Linked DNA regions of Homo sapiens: region 2 is linked to region 1. The links are chromatin contacts, found by Hi-C in ENCODE. All regions are on one chromosome and are shown on one strand. Each heading gives the region's core, a stretch centred on a gene start or an enhancer-like site at or near the end of the contact. The rest is flanking DNA. Distances are from core to core; before and after follow the strand shown. Region 1 holds the start of CAPN10-DT (CAPN10 divergent transcript). Region 2 holds the start of STK25 (serine/threonine kinase 25).

The links. A loop is a pair of places that touch in the nucleus more often than their neighbours do. Pooled maps may share reads with other maps.
Region 2: a map of B cell shows a loop between it and region 1 (33-fold over the local background). The contact joins the promoter of STK25 here to the promoter of CAPN10-DT in region 1. A Hi-C loop is called at or near these places in 3 of 168 maps with a recorded cell type or tissue (B cell, CD4-positive, alpha-beta T cell and naive thymus-derived CD4-positive, alpha-beta T cell), 3 of 37 single-sample maps with no recorded cell type and 14 of 50 pooled maps.

Annotation. Positions count from the first base shown.
Region 1 is chr2:240,584,793-240,589,672 of GRCh38, reverse strand. It overlaps CAPN10-DT (CAPN10 divergent transcript), which reads left to right and starts at 3,357. Exons shown (of 1, transcript NR_103792.1): 1 at 3,357-4,880. CAPN10 (calpain 10) reads right to left here and starts at 2,939. Exons shown (of 12, transcript NM_023083.4): 1 at 2,621-2,939; 2 at 199-330. The coding sequence starts at 2,761. RefSeq lists a silencer at 2,673-2,902 and enhancers at 2,102-2,928, 2,867-3,161, 3,213-3,392, 4,383-4,752.
Region 2 is chr2:241,507,131-241,511,747 of GRCh38, reverse strand. It overlaps STK25 (serine/threonine kinase 25), which reads left to right and starts at 3,164. Exons shown (of 12, transcript NM_001271977.2): 1 at 3,164-3,305; 2 at 3,613-3,742. The coding sequence starts at 3,713. It overlaps LOC107985788 (a long non-coding RNA gene), which reads right to left and starts at 2,876. Exons shown (of 2, transcript XR_001739177.2): 1 at 2,651-2,876; 2 at 1,853-2,310. RefSeq lists silencers at 2,760-3,529, 3,810-3,859 and an enhancer at 4,290-4,339.

The DNA of each region.
Region 1 (4,880 bases), core at 2,108-4,607:
AAGGCACCCCCCCCTGCAGCAGAGGGACAGAGTGCAGTCCTCAGCCTCTGCCTTGGAACTCTCCTGCCTTCCCCCAACACAGCAGGAGATCCGGCTGCGGCACAGCTCTGCTTTCGCAAGGCCTCCTGGTACTCAGCAGGCTGGAGAAACGCAAAAAGAAACCGGCTCCAGGACAAACACAGGGAAGGGGCCCCGCACCTGGTCCAGGAGGTGCCTGCTCTTCTGCAGCGCGGCGCAGGCACACAGGAACCAGCAATCCCCCAGCAGCCCCTGCTTCACCTGCCCTTCCCGTGGGTCATCTGGAAACAGCCGGGGTGTGGCACAAATCTCCTGAGATACAGAAAGTTGTCCAGAGTTAGATCATGCCTGCTGTGGAACCCTTCAAACTAAGAACCCAAGGCTCTAGATGACAGGAGTTGGGGTGGAGCTTTTCCGATCATCAGTGTTACCCAAAAAGGGACAGGAAGGTGGTTTCCTGCAGCGGGTGTCCTTCAGCTCCTGGCTTCAAATGCCTCTGTCCAGCTTAATTCTGGGGTGCCTTCCTTCCTTACTGGAAAAATCCCAAACTCTAGCAAGCTCCTTCTCAAAACAGCTAAATGTTGGCTTCGAAAAGTTTCACTTTTTACTCATGCTGGTAAATCTCAAATGTGTCCTCCATCCTGCTGGAAATCTGTTTCTCTAGCAGGCTCCATTTCCCACACCCCCTAACTATCATATACCTTCCCCTTTCTCCCCGTCTACTCAAAACATCCACACTGCCCTTGCCCACCCCTCTGAGCTTCGACCTTGCCTCCTGCTTCTGGACCTGACCCTCTCTCCTGCCCTCAGAGCCTGGGCTCCTCTCACAACTCCTTCCCTTCCAGCTCCCCGGGCAGAATCCCACCCCCATGTTCTTTAAGACATTATCTCTCAGCACCATAGTCTCCTTCAGGCTTCTCTTCATTACAGCTCTTGAAAGAGCTGCCATGCCCACTACCTGCTTCCCATTCACTCTCCACACAGGCTCCTCTAGCTTCTGAGCCAATCATGGCCCCTAAACTGCCTCGATCAATGTCGCTGTCACCTCTATGTTATCAAACCCACTGGGCTTCTCTTGGTCCCAACTCTCTTCCCCAACTACTCAGCAGCATTCACAACAGCAGAACAGCCATCTGCTGCCCCTGAGGTGGTCCCCACTCAGCTTCTGTGAGGCCGCATGCTCCCCGGGTGTCCTCTCCCTCACTGCCTGCTGCTTCTCAAGTCTATCTGTCAGGGCACCTGCCTGACCCCAAGAAATGTTAGGGTTCCTCAAGGCTCAGCCCCAAGGCCCCCTTCTTCTTTACTGATACTCCCCCGAGACACTCTCCCAGGCTGTGGACTGTAAACCATCTAATATGCTCCGCCTCCCAGAAGAATGCCTCTAGCCTATCCCTGCTCCGTATCCACCTGCCTCCAGGACAGATCCACCTGCCTCCAGGACAGCTCCACCTGAAGACGTGAGAGCAAAGCCCAACTCTAGGTCACCCCCAGGCTCTGTCCCAGGACCACCATCCACCCACCTGTTCAGGCCAGAAACCCAGAAGGCATGTTGATCCCTCCACTATCCTCACCCTCTATTTCAATCAGTCACTATGGCCTCTCGATCCCCCCTGCAAGGTACGTCTCAAACCAATCTACTCCAAACCCACATCCTAACAGTCGTCAAGCTAATCTGAGCCCCTTCATCTTTCTCCAGGACCACTACAATGGACCCTTGCATTCTTGCCCCGACAACCCACTTCCCACCCAGCAGCAAGAGTGAGCTTGTAAAAACACACATCCAAGAGAACCACTCCTCTACCAAAACCCTCTAGTGGCCTCCAGCTGCACCTAAAATCAATCTTTTAACAAAATAAAACCCAAATTCCAATGACAAGGCTCTACATGGTCTGACCCTTGCCTCCTCCCAGGCCCTTCAGTGTTGTCCAAGGAAACCAGGTGGCCTGTCAAAGCCATCTCAGTCACGAGAGCCCAGAAGTTCCAGCTCTGTTCGAAGACTGGCGGCCATCAGTTGTCTCCGCTAAGACCGCATCCACTTAGGGCAAGGTTGCTCCCTGGGCAGTCTTATTCAGCAGATAAACCATTTCTAAAAATATGAACACAGCACTCGGCCAGGGCATCCCTTGGAGGTGCCATTTCTAGGTGTTACAACTGGAAAGGCAGGTGCACAAAATCCAAAACTGAAATTCTATCACGCTTTGCTTTGTGGGCTCGGCCTAGCCACTTCAGAGGGGCACGAGCGGCCCTCTCTGCGGGAGGAGCAGACACAAACGCTCTTCAGGGCGAAAGCAAACAGGTGGGGCGGGGTTTGGGGCTCTGTTAAAACGCCTCTCGCAGCGCTCTGAGCCTCCTGGATTGGAGCTCTCGCAGGCGGAGGCCACGACCTAGTTTAGCGTCCTTAGGGTAGCGCCGAGTCCTGCTCGTTCTGGGCGGGGGTATGAAGGAGGTACGAAAAGAGGGGGCCGGGCGCCCACTTCTGAGGAGAACAACGGCGGACCCTGCGTTCGGAGCTACCCTGGCCGCCCACCCCGCCCCGCTCCCTGCGAGGAGCGGAGATCTCAGAAACCAGAAACGGCGCCCACCGCACCCCACACGGCCCCACCTGGGGCCGCCTCCACGTGATGTCCTCGCGGAACTGGGCCAGCGGCGTAGACAAGTCGCAGAAGAGCGAGGAGTCCGCGGCGGGGAAGGCGGCGTCCCGGAACAGCTCCCTCGCCGGCGTCGCGCCCCGGCCCGCCCGCATCCTCGGCTCCGCGGGCTCCCATCTGCAGCCGGTTGCCTCGGGGTCGCAGCCCCGGAGAGAAGGCGAGTCAGCCGCCGCCGCCTCCGGCCCGCCCCGCCCGTTCCCCGCCCGGCCCAGCCCTCCAAGCCCGAGGGCCCCGCAGGTGCTGGACCAGGCCAGTACGCCGGCCCGCTAGTCTCCCATTGGTAACCAGGCGGCAGCCAACCGGGCGTGGGGTCTCGGGTCACGTGACAGGCGGCCCAATCGCACTCGCGCGACGGAAAGCGCCACGGACGTCGGAGGCCCAGGGGGCGGGGCTCCCGAGCTCCGCTCTTTCGTGGTCGGGCGGCGGACCGCACTGTATTTTTTCCTTCCGGGGGCGGCGGAGCCCAGGGCTATCCCGGCCTCCGCTCATACCCGGAGGGCCGGCAGGCGTTCAGTCCTCCAGCCGGTGAGGCTCGGGCCGGGGTGTCGGGACCGCCTGAACACGCGGGCTCTGGGAGCTTCAGGGACCAGGGAGCCACCTCGGCCGAGTTGCGTCGCAGACTACAGCTCCCAGCATGCGCCGCCGCTCCCAGCATGCACCTTCCTCCCGAAACGCGTCTCTGCTTCCGGCGCTCTGCTGCGGAGGCCGTGGCCGCGGGTAGTTGGGAGGAACCGAGATTTACGCTTGGTAAGGCAAGTTGCGAGCTGTCCGGCGCCGGTCGAGTTCCTGCCGCCGTCGTCGTCAGGCAGGGGAGAAGGGGGCCTCAACCCCTCTAGTGACAGCTGTTTGCTACCTAATAGGGCTTTTCATCCCACCGGGCCCCAGGGCCTTCGTTAGGAGCCCAGCAGGCTCAACTTCTTGCTGTGGTTCTGGAAAAGGGAGTGACCACCTGGCTCAACACCTCTCTCTGTGATGTGTTTGGGAGTTTTGGGAAATGAGACGGCTCCGAGGGAAGAGCTTGAGGGAGCGGCGTCGCACTCGTTCGACCTTCCCGGGCCTGGGCTTTGTTTCTAGGCATTTTAGGTTGAACGCTCTACATCTTAACTGGGGGCAGGGGAGGTGGCCAGAGCATCCCGCTGAGCGTTTTCCGATTCCCCAGATGGCCAGGCACCTGGTCCTGGTGGCTGGACAGTGACCCCGTGGACGCACATTTACAGCTATAGCCATTCAGTGCCGCGGGGAGGTGAGGATAGTGATCCTGGGACCTGCTCGAGGATTCACCCTTGCCCCAAGAACCTGTTCCATTCCCAGGAATGAAGGCGGTCAGGCAGGGGAGGAGAAGGGGGCCTCAACTCTTCTAGTGACAGCAGTTTGCCACCTAATAGAGCTTTTCAGATTTTGCCTCCTCAGGCCATTTTACTCAGCCTCGGACTATCAAGGATGGTCACATTGAAGCTGTTTTTCTGCAGTCAGGAGCGAAAAGTCCCGGCTGTTGAAGGAGAAACTGAATCTGGTTCAGGAGTCCCAGGTTCCTCCCTCTGAGAGGCCAGGTGGGGCCTGCGTGAGTAGCAGTTGTTCAGGTGGCAGGACACTGCTGTTTTCATCCCACCTGGCCCCAGGCCCCTGATTAGGGGCCCAGAGTGCTTATGTACTTGCCTCGGTCTGAGAAAGGGAGTGACTGCATAGCCCAACACCTGTGGGATGCCTCACTGCCCAGATGTTTCATCTCCGGGATGCTTCATTGCCCATTCAGCACCCTCTATGGTGCTGACTCTTCCGGAAGATGTTTCTGATTCCTTGCTAGGCTGGTGGTTGCACCATAGCTGAGAGGACTCAAGAAGAGCCTGGTCTCAGCTTCACCTAGGAGTCCCGGAGGAGTAAGAAACACGTATCTTTCCTGTTCTGGGCACATATGGGTGGGTAGCAGAGCTGAGGCTAGCTGAGGATCCCGACTCTCCTTTGGGAGCCTTTGTTGTGCCGCTCTCCCAGGCTGATCAGATCTGGAGAGCTAACAGCTTCCTGTGGCCACATCTGTGTCCAAGGCTGGGCCCATGCCTGTAGCCAGATTGCCAGGATCTGGAAGGGGCCAAGAGACAGCTGGTGCTGGGTAGGCAGCAGCCCTGTGTCAACCTGCCCCCACTATTACCCCATGCTGTGATTTGCATGTGGTCTGCCCCTGCCCAAAATGGTATTGAAATTTGAGCCTCAATGAGG
Region 2 (4,617 bases), core at 1,915-4,414, 920 kb before region 1:
CTTCCTGAGCCCCTTTTGACAAGTTATCAGGTCCCTGGTAGGGAAAGAAGAACAAGCTCAAGTGCCCGATCTCTTATCTTAATCAGAAGGGGAACCCAGTTCTAATCCAGATGCTGCTATGCTGTCCTCTTTCTGGGTTTCATTTCCTTGTCTGTCAAACCAGAGGGTGGCTTGGCCAACTCACACCTGACCCAGGTTGACACAAAGTCCAACTCCAGCTTCTCTCCACTCCTACCTGAATTCCCAGCAGCATACAAACAGGACTCAGGAGACCTGGGTTCAATCCTGTCTTTGCCATATTCTGGTTGTGGCCTTGGGCACGTCCCTTTACCTCTTAGTTATCCCTTGCCTGCCTCGGAGGGCTGTTGCAGTCACCAAGTGACTGGACCTGAAGGTAAGCTGCCCAAGGGGCTCAATTGTGAGTGTTCCCTCCTCCCACCCAAGGTCAGCCTTGTCAATAATAAACACAGTGACTCTCTGAGCACCTGCCAAGGGCCAGGCCCGCCACATACGGTGTTATTCTCACAATCTACAAGAAAAGTACTATTAGCGCCATATTCCCAAGGAAGAAAGTGAGTGCCCAGAGAAAAAACTAAAATTTCTTGGAGGTGAAAAATAGAGACCAGGCTCAGTGGCTCACACCTGTACTCTGAAAGCACTTTGGAAGGCTGAGGCGGAAGGATCACTTGAGCTCAGGAGTTTGAGAACAGCCTGGACAGCATGGGGAGACCCCGTCTCCACAAAAATTAGCTGGGTGTGGTGACATGTGCCTGTGGACCCAGCTACATGGGGAGCTGAGGTGGGAGAACTGCTTGAGCCTGGGAGGTCGAGGTTGCAGTAAGCCAAAATTGCCGCACTGCATTCCAGCCTGGGTGGCAGAGTAAGACCTTATCTGGGAAAAAAAAAGAAAGAATCACTGAAAAGAAAATTTTTATATGAAAGTTGAAAGATAAAACCGAAGAATAAGGCCGAGCGTGGTGGCTCATGCCTGTAATCCCAGCACTTTGGGAGGCAGAGGTGGGCAGATCACGAGGTCAGGAGTTTGAGACTAGCCTGACCAACATGACCAACATGATGAAACCCCGTCTCTACTCAAAATACAAAAATTAGCCGGGGGTGGTGGCGCACGCCTATAATCCCAGCTACTCAGGACGCTGAGGCAGGAGAATCGCTTGAACCTGGGAAGCGGAGGTTACAGTGAGCCAAGATCGCACCACTGCACTCCAGCCTGGGAGACAGAGTGAGACTCCGTCTCAAAACAAACACACAAACAAACAAAAACCCCGAAGAATAACAGAAGTATACAACAACAAAAAAGAAATGGAAAACAAGAGAAACGGGATGAAGGGCCTGGAAGGTCAATGCAGGAAAAGACATGGTGATGATCACGTCCGGACGGCAGCTTAGCAAGACAGCAGCCAGGAGCAAAGGGTTAACAATTGGCCAAAAGCAGGCAAAGGCTGAAAAACTCTTCTAGGCACTTTTATTAATTTGTTTTTTGAGGCAGAGCCTTGCTCGGTCTCCCAGGCTGGAGTACTGTGGCATGATCTTGACTCACAGCAACCTCCAACTCCCAGGTTCAAGCGATTCTCCTGACTCAGCCTCCCTAGTAGCTGGGACTACAGGCACGCACTACCATGCCTGGCTAATTTTTGTATTTTTAGTAGAGATGAAGTTTCACCATGTTGGCTAGGCTGGCCCCGAACTCCCAACCTCAAGTGATCTGCCTGCCTCAGCCTCCCAAAGTGCTGGGATTACAGGTGTGAGCCACTGCTCCCAGCCTCTTCTAGGCACTTCGGAAAAGTGCAGCGATTACTGACCACACGAAGGCCAGAGATGCAGCAGGCATCTATTTACATGCATTAAATACATATATTATCTTCATGCATTTACACATTCATTCAACAAACATTACTGAGCGCCTGCCGTGGGCTGGCATGGTCCTGGGCACAGCTCCGCTTGCAGGAAGCCCACTTTCTCCTGGGGAGTCAAAGCACAAACAAAGCCAAGTCAGTACGTAAAGAAGCAGGGGTGATGAGAGATGCGGACCCAGGAGGGGTTCAAGGGGCTGTCCTGGACGCATGACAGGGAAGCATAGCTTCTTAAAGGACTCGGCAGTGCACCATGAGAAGACACGCACCAGGGAGCAGAGAGAAACGCCAGAACCCTCTCGAAGAAGGAGGGATGTGAGGAGGTCAGGATAGTCACCTGTGCTGAGCCATCATGGAGAGTGAGGGCCTGTAAGGGTGGACACAGTATGCAGGAGGGACAAATCTTCCTCACCGGACAGGTGGGGATCCCTGCGGTGCACTAGGGGAATGCACACAGGGGGCACTATGACCTGGCGGCCCACGGGGCACGGGGACGCACCAGGTAGCCTTGGGATCTGCAAGTCCCTCCCGGACCCTGGGGAGTGCCATGACGGCTTCCAGCAGCAGTCACTGTCCTGGGCGCGTCCCGCGCTCTAGCCCAGGTGGGTCCCACAACGGTGTGACCAAGGACGTCCTATGACCACCCCTTGACAGGTAAGGAAACTGAGGCAGGAGAGGCGAAGCAACTCGCCCAAGGAATGGGCTGTGCCGGTAGCTTCTCCAAGGCCTGGTGCGCCCTGGCCTGTGCGCGTGATCCCGGGCGGGGTCTCAGTACGAACAGGGGCTTCGCGATGTGGCCAGCGCGGGCTTATCTCCGTGCCGTGACGACAAGGCTAGAAGCCTGGGCGGCCGCGGTGGATCCTCGTGGCGAGGCGGGGAGGGCGCCGGGCCTCACTGGCCCGCTCGAACCAGGGCTGCGCAGGGCAGAGCCCAAGGGAGAGGGCCGCGCGGCCGCCGTAACGTCGGAGACGACGCCTGGCAGGCGCCAGCAAACGCAGAAGACCCGCGAGGGCGAGGCAGGGAGGGCGCGACGCGACAACGACCACGTGCCCCGCCCGCCCAGGCGCGCGGCCTGCCGGGAGACGCAGTCCAAACCTTTCGGGAGCAGGACTAGGGGTCCCAGAGAGCCTCGCGGCGCGCATGCGAGCCCCGGCCCCCTCTCGCGCAGCCTGCCGGGACTTGTAGTCCAACGCCAGCAGGCTTCCGGGCCCGGAGTGGGCGGTGGGACTCGGGGTCCCAGAGAGCCGTGCGCGGGCCGCGACGCCGAGCACCGCCCTCGCCGTCGCCTCCGGGCTTTCTCCGGTCGCTGCCGCCACCACCGTTGCTTCGCGGGCTGGGAGGCCCGGGGTCCCCGGGCGAACAGAGGCTGCGGGTGGGAGCCTTCGCGGGCGCTGCAGAGCGGGCCGGGGGAGGCCGGGATGGAGCCCCGCGGAGGTGGGCGCGCTGCCGGGCGGGGCGCTTGCGGCGATTGGGGAGGGGGCAGAGGGAGGGGCCCGGGGCGGGGCTCGGTGGCGGGGACACCGGGGCGGGGGCACCGGGAGGAAGCTGCCTTGGAAGAGGTGGGGGCGGCGACGGGAGGGGCGGCGAGCCCCCGGGAGCCTGGGCGTTAGGCCCGGGCGTGGCGGGGCCCCGGCGGCCTGGGGGGTCTCCTGGGCCCCCCCCCACCCATGGAGCCCGCCGCCCCGGAGGTCGGTCTCAGATGACTGAACTGGGCACCGAGCGCCCCTGGTGTCCCTCGCAGTGGACTGACGCCGCAGGGGCGAGCTAGCCGGCTCCGCGCCTCTCCGCGGGATCCAGACGCCTCCTGGGGCTGCTGGCGGAGGGTCTGAGGCGGCGCGGCCATGGCTCACCTCCGGGGATTTGCCAACCAGGTGAGAAGGGTGCAGGTCAGGAAGACTAGCGGCCTCTCACCGAGGGGCTCCAGAGTCTCCTGGGGGTTCAGAGGGGAGCGCCACGCCGGAGCGGGCAGTGGGGTGAGGGAAGGAGCGCGCGTCGTGCGACCAGCGGAGCCGTCCTGAGGTGGGCGCAGGGCGGCCCCGGGGCTCTGCCGTGTGCCTGTGGCGTTTTGCGTGGCAGAAGCTCGCAGGCCTCTAGAAACCGAGCCCCTGGTGGCTCCGCCTGTGCGAGGGCGGTGGAGGTGCGTGAAGAGACACCGGCGCAGGGACGGGGCGCTGCCCCCAGCGCGGGGCGGGAACCTCATGTCAGCATCCGAAGGCAGTGGAAGGTCGGGGGCCACCCTGCGGCCTCGGCCTGGGCCGCGGGTCATTCTGGCCGTGTTGGGCTGGGCAGGGGCTGTAGGGGAGACCCTGGCGGGCGCTGAGGGGCTGAGATTGTGGAGAAGCAGATCTGAGTGGCCGGTGTGCAGGGAAAGCAGAGAACACGTGTGTGCTTTGGCCCAGGGGAGGGTGAAAAGGCTGCTCTGTCAGGACCGTTTAACCCCTGCGACGGGCGGTTGCCCGAACATGAGACTCATCTTTCTTCTTTAAAGAAGTCGTTTCCACTATGGAGCCACCTTTAAGCGTCTGGTGGGACAGCCTCGGAGGGAGCCACTACGGCGAGCCCTTAGCCTGGAATGAGGACCAGCTGCTGGTGCCAAAGGGCTTGCCGGGGAAGGAGGGTGGGGTCAGCCAACCTGGGGCCTGGGGACTTGCATTCTCTACCCCTCCCCACTTTTTTGACTCTGGCCGCTGGGTTTTCTTACATCTTAGCTGTTCGGTTTTATTCTCCTTGATGCCTTGGCTCTACC